Regions from separate parts of the Homo sapiens genome. Here all the other regions are linked to region 3. The links are chromatin contacts, found by Hi-C in ENCODE. All regions are on one chromosome and are shown on one strand. Each heading gives the region's core, a stretch centred on a gene start or an enhancer-like site at or near the end of the contact. The rest is flanking DNA. Distances are from core to core; before and after follow the strand shown.

Region 1 (4,674 bases), core at 1,486-3,985, 3.1 Mb after region 3:
AAAAAAAAAAAGAAAAAAAAAGAAAGAAAGAATATTCAGGGTGTTTATGAGTCATTAGGGAATCATTTTAAGCTTATCCCATTTCTCTTAAGTACACAGACGGTTTTAGAATCTGTACTTTTAATGATTGGTGCTGCTTAGACGGTCAAGGCAAATTTGAGTACAGCCAGAATGCCACATAAACATAGCCACAGAGGATGTTTTAAGAAACATAAATTTCCAAATGAGCGGTGTCCCTTTCAAAGTAGCTGCCTTGGAAGTCATTTGTTTCTAAAATGTCGATTCACAATTAAAAGCCAAAGATATGGCATCAATGATAATACTTACAAAAATTATGCCATAGAAAATTCCAAAAGAGGAATTCCAAAGTGGTTTTAAGTAATACAACATCACTAAAATAAGTGACAACCCTCGGAGAATCACTTGAAGTATACAGACAATTTTGTTAAAAAAAAAAAAGCAATCACATTTTTTAGGTTATTTAATATAATAATCTTTCACACCACCAAATCCATGTGTTTCTATTTTCAAGTCAAGATCAATTCATGCTTGAAACATGTTCTTCTAACTCAACAACCCTTTTCTTTCATTTTATTCAGGTTCTCAAATCAGGCTCCTCTGTGATTGAATAATTTAAGTTTATAGAAAGACAGGCTAAGAAAAAACTTCCTGGCCGGGCGTGGTGGCTCACCCCTATAATCCCAGCACTTTGGGAGGCTGAGAGGCAGGCAGATCACGAGGTCAGTTCGAGACCAGCCTGACCAACATGGTGAAACTCTGTCTCTACTAAAAATACAAAAATTAGCCGGGCTTGATGGTGGGCGCCTGTAATCCCAGCTACTCAAGAGGCTGAGGCAGAAGAATTGCTTGAACCCGGGAGGCGGAGGTTGCAGTGAGTGGAGATTGTGCCACAGCACTCCAGCCTGGGCAACAATAGTGAAACTCCGTCTCAAAAAAAAAAAAAAAAAAAAAAGAAAAGAAGAAGAAAAAACTTCCATGCAGTTAGAAAATTTGGAGATGACATTACTCTATTTCATCCAGTTAGTAGCTGACAGTTGCTGGACAGCTTTGGAGAAATAAAACACAGTGGAATGAGTATATCTGACCAGCTCTTCCTAGAGGAAACAGATGACAGAGAAAAGGAATGCTCCAAAGAGGAGACTGCAGTAATTCAAGAGTCTAACAGTAAAGATAGGAAGAAGTGCTGCAGTTGATCATGAGTTCCAGGAATTATGTATGGTTGTCCTTCACTATATTCTCAGCACTTATAACAATGCCTGCCACCTGATAATTGCTTAATAAATATCACTTCAGTAAATGAGTAACTGAAATGGAAATATTTTCTGAGGAAAACTATAGAATTTGAACTCCATCGTCTATAAATAATGATGGATAAAAAATAATTTAAAGATTACTTATGTATTAAGGTTCTGTACTACATTTGGGAGATCTGAGAATTAAAAGTAAATACACACATACAAGGTGATTATATAGTTATCACATTTAGTATGTGTTATACAAAAATACAGTGGGCAGAGTGTTTCCAGAATTATAAGGAAACTGGGCGAGAGAGTTTTATCATAAATATTAAGAAGTGCCTTTTTATTTCAATGCACTGTCCTTTAAACAATCAGAAACGTGTAAAAAATCAAAAGTGCAGAAGTACAGTTAGAATAAAATAATCCACAAAAAGACAGTACTCTAACTGAAATAATTATATTGGGAAATCTCTCCTTCTAGAACCACATTCCAGAAGCATGAAACTACCTGGGAAAAGTCTAAGAAATAATAAGGTGGTGAAAGAGGCTATGATGGGAGAGGAAGAATGTTAGATAAATTATATGGATTTGGAATTAAAAGGATAAAGCAAGATGCAAAGGAGCAAAGTGCTATTTTATTTTTCAACAGTTAGACCTGTTGGGAAGAGGCCAGTCAGATGAAATTACAGTACCTCTCACAATGACTAAGGAGTCGGGCAATGGGAGGTTTTAGTTGAAATGGCAAGTTCTGACCTGAGGTGCGACTTCAGACTTCTGCAGTCTGCCTTGTTTCGACTTTAGGAGGTGAGAGGAAAATTACTTCCAATAATATAGGATTCAACCTATAAATGATGGGGCTCAAGAGACAGGACCGACAGTCAGGGCAGGAGGAGGAGCAAGACCGGACCTAGAAGCATTCTGAAAATGTGTAGGTTTTCACTGGGGCGCGCCAGAAGGGCACTCTCCGCCCCCTCGCCCGAGGACGTGTGACATCTCCGGAGGAAGCCTCCGAGATTCCTGTGAAAATGGGAGGTCCACACGCCCATTCGCGATGACAGACACAGAGAGGGCTGCGCAGCCTTGAACACAGAACCGGGCCCAGGTGGAGTCCGCCGGCTTCTGGAGAGATCTGCGAGACGAAATGGTGTCGGCGCAGCGTCGCCGGCGCGGCGGGGCAGCGTGGGGACCCTCTGACCCTGAAGGTCCCCCTGCCCGCCGCGCCCGGCCCCCGTGAGCCGTTGGGTCTGGGGAAGGGAGGGCCCTTACCCATGTGCTGCGTGTCCAGCTGCACGGCCGGCATCTCCTTCAGAGGGATGTGGCCAGTCCCCCCGTCTCTGCAGCACCGCAGGCAGCACAACACCGAGGTGGCCATCGCGCAGGGACCACCGACTCCGCCGCCGTCCCTAGACCGAGGCGACACTGCCCCCCGCCGCTCAGCTCCGTCTCCTGCCCCCGCCCGAGGTCCGGACTTGTCTATGTGGAGCTCGGAGGCCGGTACAGCGACACCCTAGGCCGGGAGGGCGCAATGCAGGCTGAGCTTAGGCTGGCCTGCGAGGAAGACGCGGAGAATCAAGGGGCCGGGGAGAGACCGGACAGGGCGAGCGGCCGGGCTGGGCCGGGGAGACGGGTGGGGCTAGTGGCGCGCGGAGGCGTGGCAGGGGGCGTGGCGTTGCGGGCCTGCGGATGTGGGACGGCGTGCGCCTGCGCACCAGCTGGTTTTTTCTCCTTGGGCGGTTTCGCGCACGCCCCCAGGGCTGACAGGTGAGTGGGGCTGTCTGTCCCTCAGTACTTCCAGGGGTTTTCCTATGCAGAATTTTTAAAACGCAGCACCCCTTGGTCCCGGCCTCGACATTATTTCTAGGGATGGATTGACAGAAGCGAATCAGTTTGGGGGAAGGGGAGCTAATGGAAATGACTTCCGAGTTTTCCCTCCGCGGGCCCAGGTTGAGCAGGCTTTGCCACCACGGAGAGCCCCAGTCTCCCTGCCGTGGCTGGTTTCCCTCACATGCTAAATAGACTCACGTGGGCCCCAGGAGTAATGCCTGTTAGTGACTGCACTGTGGATGTTCACCGGGGCTCACGCGGGCCCTAATGCATTTTCGGTGCAGAGACGCGCCCTACCTGGCCCATCGGGCTGCGTGGTCCGGGGCGCGTGGGAGGCCGCCCTGGGAGCAGAACGCTGGGGCGGGGTCGGGGGCGATTCTTGACCTGCCTCTTCCAAGCTCCCCCTGTCTGGTGCACTGAGGGTTCCGAGGAATGTGACGGGAACCCAGGAGGCTGCGGGAAGTCTGCTGGGTCCCGAGGGAAGCCTTCGGCTCCTACCGTCCGCTACTTTCTGCTTCCACACGGGAGGCTGTCACCTGTCATCTCCTTCCCCACTTAGATCATCCTTCCGTGGTAGATTTTACATCTTCAGGCCGGGTGCAGTGGCTCACGCCTGTAATCCCAGCACTTTGGGAGGCTGAGGTGGGCGGATCACCTGAGGTCAGGAGTTCAAGACCAGGATGGCCAACATGGTGAAACCCCGTCTCTACTAAAAATACAAAAATTAGCTGGGTGCGGTGGTGCACGCCTGTAATCCCAGCCACTCAGGAGGTTGTGGCACGAGAATCGCTTAAACCCGGGAGGCGGAGGTTACAGTGAGCCTAGATCGCGCCACTGCCCTCCAGCCTGGGCAACAGAGACTCTGTCTCCAAAAAAAAAAAAAAAAAAAAAAAGATACCGCTTGGCATCTGGAAATGTCTGGGACGACCTCTAGAATTAACCTAGCTCAAACCTCTGTTCCCAGATCAGTTTCATCCTGAAGGCTTCCCTAGGGATGGATCATCAAGTCCTGGGAAACTGGACATAAAATGCCCACTACTTAAATAATGATTTCCCATACGTAACTTTTAGTGACCCGAGTTATAAATGTTTTTTAAGGAGGATTTCTATCTATGCAATGAGGGGAATTTTTCAGGTTCCTGGTTCTCTTTCTATAAATGGTGTTTTCATTACAATACTAAGGGAAAGTTTTGTACGTTGAAATTAAGTTACCATAGAATTTAATAACCAAGGTGATTATTAAACTGATTGAGGGTTGGTCTTTTCCCCCATTGCGTATGCAGTACTTTCTTGGTAATCATTTCACACAAGAAATTTTCTTTTATGACAAACCTTCATCGTTATGCTGGGAATTAAGTGCTTTGATTTTTTTTTTTTTTTTTTTTTTTAACCCCAGGGAAGTGCTGGGGGCGGGGCAGGGGGTGAGAATTTTAACAGAATATTGGAGAGACAAAATTTTTCTACCGTTCATATATATATATCTAGTTGAATTATTTCAAGATTTCAAGGTCAGTATTGTCCCCATTTTATAGGTGAAGAAATAGGCCTAGAGGTACTAAACTTTACAACTTCAGGTGAGCAGGAGATAAAC
Region 2 (4,265 bases), core at 1,685-4,184, 4.8 Mb after region 3:
GGATGATGTGGCAGGTGCCCAGGGTGCATCTCTTCCAACCAAGAACAAGGGGCATCAGGCCATGGTCCAAACTCAGCCCCTGTAATGTCCTCACCTTCACCTCTCTCTTCATAAGCCTTTCACTTCCCTAACAAGCATGCAAGGACTGCCCCCACTTTACTCACCCCTCTCCCGAATACTCTTTGAGCTCATGTAACCAGACTGCACCTGCTCACCCTTCAAGACTCTGTCTAGCCTCTACCTCCTCTATGCAGCTTTTCCTGCCCAACCCTCTCCACTGCAGGTCCTGTTAGGCATTTCTCCTGTGTTACCTCAGCTTCCTGAGTCCCCTATTATAACTCTTGCCATCATCACTTCCCTGTCATGACCCGTTCTTTTATCTGTCTCTAGTGATCTGTGAGATTCTTGAGAATTGAGAGGTTTGCATTCAAATCTGTGTTCCCCCTGCCTATCACTAGTAGTTATTAAATATTTCTTGAATGATTGACAAGACAGAGATTCTGGCTCTTTGGAATTGAGGGTCAGACTCAGGGTTATGGTAATGCTATTCAGGTTCTAATTCCCATAAAGCCTGGGGTGGGAGCAGCCAGTGCTACCTCCTTTGTAACTTTAAGGGGATGGGGGAAGTTATCTGGGTCATAACTGTAATTGCCACCAGAACCACCTGATGTAGGTGTTATGCCCTATTTAAATAGATGTGGAACCTGAGACTCAGAGAAGTGAAATGCCTGCAGTAGGTCCTACAGCTGGAAAATACCTCAATCCTATTTCAAGGTGCTTACAGAATTTCTGCAAAATGGGAGGTGGTAAAGAGTTGCCTTGCGTGCTTTGAGACAAGTTCTTTGCACCTGTTCTCTTATGTCTCTAGTGATCTGTGAGATCCTTGGCTACCAAACACCTACCTTAGAAATACATTTCCACAAGGCCTGTCCCTTTCTTTTCCCAGCTTTGGCATTATTTCTCTCACTTTCAGAGCCCTGCAACTCAATCACACCACCTAGACCATTACTACTCTTCGGCTAACTTAATTCTGGGATTGTTCAGTGGAGGTTATCACATAACGACTATTGATGAAAAGAATTAAACTTTGTAAAATATTTTAAGAGATTTATTCTGAGCCAAATATGAGTGACCGTGGCCCGTGACATAGCCCTTAGGAGGTCCTGAGAACATGTGCCCAAGGTGGTCGGGGTACAGCTGAGTTTTATATATCTTAAGAAGGCATGAGACATCAATCAAATACATTTAAGAAATACATTGGTTTGGTTCAGAAAAGTGGGACCACTTAAAGCGGGGGCTTCAAGGCTATAGGTAAATTTAAACGTTTTTTGGTTGACAATTGGTTGAGTTTATCTGAAGACCTGGGATCAACGGAAAGGAATGTTCAGGTTAAGGTAAAGGATTGTGGAGACCAGGTTTTATTGTGCAGAGGAATCTTTTAGATAGCAGCCTTTAGAGACAGCAGGTTGTAAAATGTTCCTTACCAGACCTAAAACGGTGCCTGGCTCTTAGTTGGTTATCTCCTGGGTGTAGGAAGGAAGGAAGGAAAACAAAGGGGAAAGGGGATATAGAATGTGGATTTTTCCCACAAGAGACTTTGCAGGGCAATTTTAAGGCATGGCAAGGAAATATAATTTGGGGTAAAACATTTTGATTTTCTTCCTTGTTACGCCAGAGTCAGACTGGAAAGTAAGTCATGACCTACATGGTCAAAACCCATCTGATGAGAATTTATGGTTTTTGTAGGCCATGACTCCCCAGACCCCTTAGATAGGAATTTGGGCAAGATAAAAAAGCAGAGCTTAGTCTTCACGATCAACCCCACATGCCAGGCCTTCTGGTAGGCACCTAACATTCAGTCAGTAACTACAGTAACTCTGTCCGTTGTGTCTGGAGCAAGCTAAAAAGGCTGGATTGCTGGGGAAATGGAAAGAAGCCAGCACTAGGGGCCTGGGTTCAAGTCTGGAGGGAAGGAGGGGTTGTTTAGCCCTAACTTTGCACTAAAGTAACCTTGGCTGTGTAATTTAGCCATCTAAGAAAACGAGGGGATAGACACCCCATATGTTCTCTGAGCTCCCTTGAAGATGTCTGTATGAAAGATTCTCTCCTTTTCATGTCCCTTCCGTGCCACTATTCCGAGCATCAGTCTGACCCTAGGAGTGGTGACGTCCTACTCAGCTGGGGGCTGCCCCTCAGTTCCCATAGAGGCAAGTCTGGGTCCTGACTTGGCCAATGGCCCTGGAGGCCGCTGAGCTCCTCAGGCCCATAGCGCAGAAAGTGGGCGATAGGTCATTCCAGGACAAGGGGGCGGAGGCTCCAAGAAACTACGACTCCCAGGAGGCCACTGGGTTCCCTCCGGCAGCCTGGGCCTGGTGCATGTTGGGAGCAGTAAGCGGCCTCCCGCCGCGCTTCATTGTTAAGACCGCTAGGCCAGGTAGCCCGCGCGCATGCCAAGTCACGTCCCAACGAGTTGGGCGGCTTTCCTTCCTGCAGGCCTCTTCTCTTTCCGGTCTTGCTGAGGCGCTCCTTTCCCCGCCCCACCTCCGCCCTCTTTTCAGGGAATTTCGAAGGGGCGTGGCGTCTGGCAAGCGCGTCCCCAGGGGTGTGTATACGCGCGTTCACGGGAGGTTAAAGAGGGAGGAGCCTAACCCTTGGGTGTGTAAGGCAGAGAGAAGACCGCGAGGAACGGAAAGCGCATGCGTCCTAGTGGTGCTGCAGCGCCCGGGGAGTCGCGGAGGGGAGGGGTGAAAATGGGCTTGCGGGACTGACGCACGCGCATTGGGATACCAGATCCCCGCCTCCTGCTCCAGGTTTCCCCTCCTCCTTCACCACCCTCCCGGAAGTGGAGCCGCCCTCGCGCCCACCAGCGGCTACCCCCTGCGGCAGGCCCCGCCCACACAGGCTCCGCCCCCCGGCGCTCCGCCCCCTCCTCTTGTAGTGGCGCCGGCTTGCATCCCAGGTCGTGGCGGTTTTGGTGCCTGAAGCAGGGAGCGCGGAGTCGTTCCCGAGAGAGGCGGCCAGGCTATGCTCGCCGGTTTCCGGCGTTCCGCTCCGGCCAGCCAGAGTCTCTGTCTCAACCTGTGTCCGTGCTCCAGCAGTCTCCTCAGCCCGGCCCCGCGGCGCGGTTGGCGGCGGCGCCCCAGGCGCGCCCCCTCCTCCGATGGCGGCGGAGATCCAGCCCAAGCCTCTGACCCGCAAGCCGATCCTGCTGCAGCGGATGGAGGGGTCCCAGGAGGTGGTGAATATGGCCGTGATCGTGCCCAAAGAGGAGGGCGTCATCAGCGTCTCCGAGGACAGGTATGGACTACTGCCATTCGGCCGCGAGGAGGGGCGGGACGGGCCGACGGCCCTCGAGCCCGCGTCAGGGGCTGTGCCTTCACGTCGGCGCGAGTGTAGACTTGCTCCCCCAAGTTTTATTGTAATGCGCATCCTGGTGGTGCCGGTGTTCAGCTGCGCGCCGCCTCCGCTGTGTGGCTCCGGGAAGCGGAGCCGGGACGGCGGCGAGCGCTCCGGCTTCACCCCGGGCTGGGTAGTGCCTGCGGGAGCCGGGTGGCCCTCGGGCTAACGGTGCGCTGGAGGGACTTTGGTCCATCCCTGAGGACAGGAGGGAAAGAGGGGAGGAGCCGCCCGGCTTTGCAGGTGTGTGCTTGGGGAACGATGCCCTGAGCCGCCTCTGCAAGATAACCAAGGGGTTTGGGGTACTCTCGTACAGCTCCCAGGGTTTCAAACGGAGAAAGCAAATGCCACTCCTTCTTCCCAGACATTCCTACTGAATCCAGATAACCCAGACATCTTAGGCTGAATTCAGTGAATATTCTAAGTTGTACCAAGAGTAAGTTTAGGCTTCTGCGTGGTGCCTTCTTTCCTTTCCCCTCCTTATCTCTTGGAGCTCGAGGAGAAGCGCGTAGAACTTGTAACGGATCACTGCTGCAAATAGCTCTTGAGTTCCTTCCCTTTGCCTGTTTCCTTTATTTTTGCTTAATTTTGCTTAATATGCAGAAGTGGAACTAGTTGTTCTGCCTTCAAATACTCTCTCTGTTTTGCGTTTTCGCTTTAACTGAATTTCCTTGAATATGCAGGAATAAAGCTGATGAAGCTAATTTCTAGAGTAATGTTGCTTGAAGATAGTATTATGATAATTTATCTGAAATTGTTTCTTTGGTAAAATCTATATAAGCATTCTTACAAAAGAACACTGTAGAGGTACATAACACGGGGATTTTACAGTAAGTAGGTTTTCTTAATATAAGTTCAAATCATGCAGA
Region 3 (4,485 bases), core at 331-2,830:
CAGAAAGTCACTGAAATGGAAGACCATGTTAATTGTACAATTTTCTTCAAGTTTAATGCCATTAAAATTTCATAAAATTAAAACCATGCAGGATCACTGAAAAAATAGATGAATAAAACTCCATATAAACTTCAGTCACACTCTACCTGTGTGCAAACACAGTCTTTTTTTTCTTCTTTTTTTTTTTTTTGAGACAGGGTCAAACTCTGTGGCCCAGATTGGAGTGCAGTGGCCTGATCTCGGCTCACTGCAATCATCTCGGCCCCCGGGCTCAGGTGATCCTCCCGCCTCAGCCTCTGGAGTAGTTGGGACCACAGGTGGCACCACCATGCCCAGGTAATTTTTTGTAGAGGAGGTTTTGCCATGCTGCCTAGGCTGGGTCTCTTTTCCTTCATAAAAATTCACATGGCTTGCCTAGGTAAGGATTTCTATTAAACTCTGGGGAAAATTTTTTAAAAAAAATATAGCATCTATAAACGCCAAACACCTTCACATGGCTCTAAATATGGTCTATAATTTGGTCCCAGATTATTTTTCTGGTCTCACTCCCTATTTTGTTAGTTAAACTCAACTATGCATAATTCTAGGATGGCCTGGATGTTGCTATCGGGTGGCTTTACTCAATGCCACGGTACAATGGTTTCAGAGCAGGTTTTGGGGCCAGACCCTCCGGGTTCAAACCCTGACTTCACCACTTATTACTACATGACACTGGGCAAGCTAATCTATGCCTCATTTGCCCATCTGCAAAATGGGTATACAGTAATATATATCAATTTGATAGGGTTGCTCTGGGAATTAAATGAGTTAATTCACGTAGTGCTTAAAATGCTGCTTCTACCACACACACAAACATGAGCTATTATTTTTCCTGCAACCTGAATGCCCTCTCCTTCCAGGTGCGCTCAATCCCATTTCCCTAATGACCCCATCAGAAATGACTTCCAGTCCCCCACAGCGCTCTGAGAGCATTTTACGACCCGAACAGATTTTGTCAAACTCCAAAGACACGTGCTCCCCTCGGCACCATCAGGTGAGTGCTCCTGACCGCGCCATTGGCTCGTGCCCCGACGCGGACGCTGCCTAGAGCAGCAGGTCCACACTCCCCCGAACCAGGCGCCGGCGGCCGCTAGTAACGCGTTGAGGCCAGCTCCCTCCTTAAAATGCGTACACATCTACTTCACATTTTCGCGCGGTGGCTGCGGGTCTAGGAAAGTCTTTCTGAACAGGAAAAAGCTGTACAAATGTAGCGGGCAGTAGGTAAACGGGCGCTCGCCCCGGGTTACACTAGGTTGGAGGCTCAGAGAAGGAAAAGGGATTAGAGGCGAGGCTCCGGGTCACGGGAAAAGGTCCTTGGCCTCCTGTCATGGATGGTGGCGCCCAAGGCCCAGGGTCGCCGTCTCTGCGCTCGTGCCTGCGGATACCTGCACCGCAGGACTCGGCGTCCGCCCCGATCACGCCTAGCCGTGCCGCAGCCGCAGGAAGGCTGACAACGTCCAGGCCTCTACCCGAACCCAGTCTTACCTACGGTGGCGGAGTGACCAGAAGAAGCGGGCCGAAGTAAAAGGCGGGGCTCAAGATGGCCGCCGGGGCCTCGCCTCAGCCCCGCCCATATGATGCCCCGCCCCTCCGGTCCCACTCACTCTCGCTTTTAACTCCGAGAACCCGCTCTTCTCCAGTTCAGTCTCCATGGCCCCGCCGCCTTTGCACATTGCACTTCCCGGCAGCCTCCGCGTGGGCGCCCCCTCCAACTCCTGCCTTCGCCCGCGTTTCTGCTCTGTGTGGTTACTAGGACCAACGAGGAGGGCGTTAGGTTAGTCCCTGTCACCTTGTCGGGGATCAGTCTGCTGTGCGTGCTCAGACTCTTCCCAGAGCCAGCAGCAAGAACCCGAGGCATTAATAAACTTGAGATGTAGCTTCGCTTAACTCGTGCAGAGGGTTTCCGTGTCACTTATGTAGAAACTAGGGCCTAATTTCAACTCCCTCAACTCCTCTGTCCCAAGACTATCCACGTCACCTACTTGGTAGCTTGAGTTAAACAAGAAACCTTTGAAATCTCCAGTGGCCGACACGCAGTGGGAACTCCATCAGTTTTCTGTTTTCTCCCTTCTTCCCTCAATAAAAATTAAGTTGAACTGACTAAGATTTGCTAGTTGATAATTTACAGCAAATCTTTCCTTTTGGTCTCTCTGATTTAAGCAAACTGTTGAGTGTACTTTGCCTCTTGAGAAATTAAATCTGATTACAACAGAGCTAAGTATTTTTCAGCAACGGTTAGACTGACATTGTAAATACACAATCTGATAGTTGGGGCTGGCCTCATGGGCCTGCAACCTGTGCTATTACCCGGCCCCCAGAACAGAAGGACGCTACATTTTCTCTCAGTAAGTGTTGAACCAGGGCCCCACGTTTGTGTCTGGAATTGGGCCCTGCAAATTGTGTAGCTATGGGAGCTGACTTAAGTATGGATGAGCTGCCACACAAGAGATTACCTGCCAGAATCTATTGTGTGGCTCAGGCCCATTTTGCCATAGTGATCTTTGGACTAAATTAACCTGTGGACTGAACCTGTGGATCAATTGGAACTTAGACTGAAAATAATGTTTCATCAAAATAATGTTTTTATTTTGAGAAAGCATTGAAGTAAATTGTTTTAAACTTTCTTTTTACTATCTTTAAGTATAAATCATTGAAAAGGGGATTTTCTTCAGTTTCAAAACTGAAACAGAATAAATACCTAAATTGCAAGTTCTTTATAACTGATGTTTGAACAAAGAGAAATAATTGATTAAATGATATATTTGCCTAATAAGTGGACTGCTGTGAGGTGCAGACTAGCCAAAGAACTGTAAGTGTGAAGTTCTTTACTAAAGGGTTCTTGTGTGAATACAATGTGAGAATAAGCAGAACTAAAATTTCTTTTACCCAGCATAAATAAAATGTTAATAGATCCACAAAAGTCGATTGCTTAAAAATATTAAGAATATATATAATTATCATTATTATTTGGACATGGAAGCAAAGAAGGCTGAAATCAGAAATTAAGGTTGACATTTTAAAAAATGGCACTACCAATAAAAATGGATGAATATTAAGTACACAAAGAAATAGTCCAAAAATTATGTGTAAATGTGTGGCTGAGAGGATATAGGACTCTTGGTTTGAACTAAAATGAGTAGGAATATAATCTTAAGGAGGCAATAAAGGGATGCAATAAAAATGAGAAAAAGTCAAATATACTTGAAGCCTGTAAGAAAAGAGATTGTTTTAGTCAGTTCCAGCTTAACAGAAATTTATTCCTCACCATTCTAAAAGTCTGGGAAGTCCAAGATCAAGGTGCTGATGAAATCTGTTCCTGCTGAGAGCCCTTTTCCTCGTTTGCAGAGGAATACCTTCTTGCTGTAGTCTCACTTGGTGGGTGGGGTGAGGAGAGCTCTGGTTCCTTCATCTTATTGTAAGGGCACTAGTCCCATTCACATGGACTCCACCATCATGGTGTAATTATCTTCCAAAGTCTCCATCTCCAAATACCATCACGTTAAGGATTTAGGGTTCAATGTTTGAATTCTGGGGAACACAAACATTCAATCCATAGCAAAGATAGTTTTAGAGAGACTAGAAAAGACACCATACATAGAAAATAATATAATCTCTTGGGTATCAAATATGCTACTTGAGAAGTGTCCTTGTGGCTTTTCCACAGACTAGAACAGGGTTTCTCAACCTCGGCACTGTTGACATTTGGGGCCAGATGATTCTTTGTCGTGGAGGCCTACCCTGTGCATTGTAGGATGTTTCGTAACATCCCTGGCCTCCACTAGCTAGATGCCAGTGGTACCCCTAACAAGCTTAGATACCCAAAACGTCTCTAGACATTGCCAAATGTCCATGGAAGGAGGGGTTGGTGTAGAGGAGGGCTGCAAAATTGCCCCTAGTTAAGAACCACTGGCCTAGATAAACATTTTTCAAAATTCCCTTTATTTTGATTCTATTCTTATCTAGTGACATTTTGGAAAATAATAGGCTCCATTGTTATTTAATAAATCAGAACTTAGGTTAAAAATGCTTTAGTCTCTGGTGAGTGTAGCTGAGATGATACATTTTCCCAAAGACTTACCATCTCTGAGCATGATACTCACCTTACAGAATTGAGTTTCTGAATGTGTACTCTGAGGACCAGACTTTGGATCATGGGAACTGAACCAAGTACCGGAAACTTATAGCCCTGTGCCACTGTTCCATCTTGACTTTGTTATCTTAAGTTCTAACTGCAGAGTACAATACAACAAGTACAGACAAGCCTTTCAGTCTCACATTCATATTAGCAAATGTCCAAATTTCACATATTTCAATTTTATTTATTTATTTATTTAAGATAGGGTCTTACTCTGTCACCCAGGCTGGAGTGCAATGGCGCAATCATAGTTCATTACAACCTCAAACTCCTGGGCTCAAGTGATCCTACTGCCTCAGCCTCCTGAGTAG

What was found. A loop is a pair of places that touch in the nucleus more often than their neighbours do. Pooled maps may share reads with other maps.
Region 1: a map of CD4-positive, alpha-beta T cell shows a loop between it and region 3 (7-fold over the local background). The contact joins the promoter of SPRYD7 here to the promoter of ESD in region 3. A Hi-C loop is called at or near these places in 2 of 168 maps with a recorded cell type or tissue (CD4-positive, alpha-beta T cell and naive thymus-derived CD4-positive, alpha-beta T cell) and 7 of 50 pooled maps.
Region 2: a map of CD8-positive, alpha-beta T cell shows a loop between it and region 3 (8-fold over the local background). The contact joins the promoter of WDFY2 here to the promoter of ESD in region 3. A Hi-C loop is called at or near these places in 2 of 168 maps with a recorded cell type or tissue (CD8-positive, alpha-beta T cell and naive thymus-derived CD4-positive, alpha-beta T cell) and 8 of 50 pooled maps.

What each region holds. Positions count from the first base shown.
Region 1 is chr13:49,933,605-49,938,278 of GRCh38, forward strand. SPRYD7 (SPRY domain containing 7) reads right to left here and starts at 2,736. Exons shown (of 5, transcript NM_020456.4): 1 at 2,526-2,736. The coding sequence starts at 2,631. RefSeq lists enhancers at 2,547-2,796, 3,667-3,716 and a silencer at 2,837-3,086.
Region 2 is chr13:51,581,528-51,585,792 of GRCh38, forward strand. WDFY2 (WD repeat and FYVE domain containing 2) reads left to right here and starts at 2,935. Exons shown (of 12, transcript NM_052950.4): 1 at 2,935-3,297. The coding sequence starts at 3,161. RefSeq lists enhancers at 2,187-2,707, 2,366-2,645 and a silencer at 2,786-3,155.
Region 3 is chr13:46,795,581-46,800,065 of GRCh38, forward strand. It overlaps ESD (esterase D), which reads right to left and starts at 1,581. Exons shown (of 10, transcript NM_001984.2): 1 at 1,525-1,581. RefSeq lists enhancers at 716-1,317, 1,449-1,498 and a silencer at 1,089-1,138.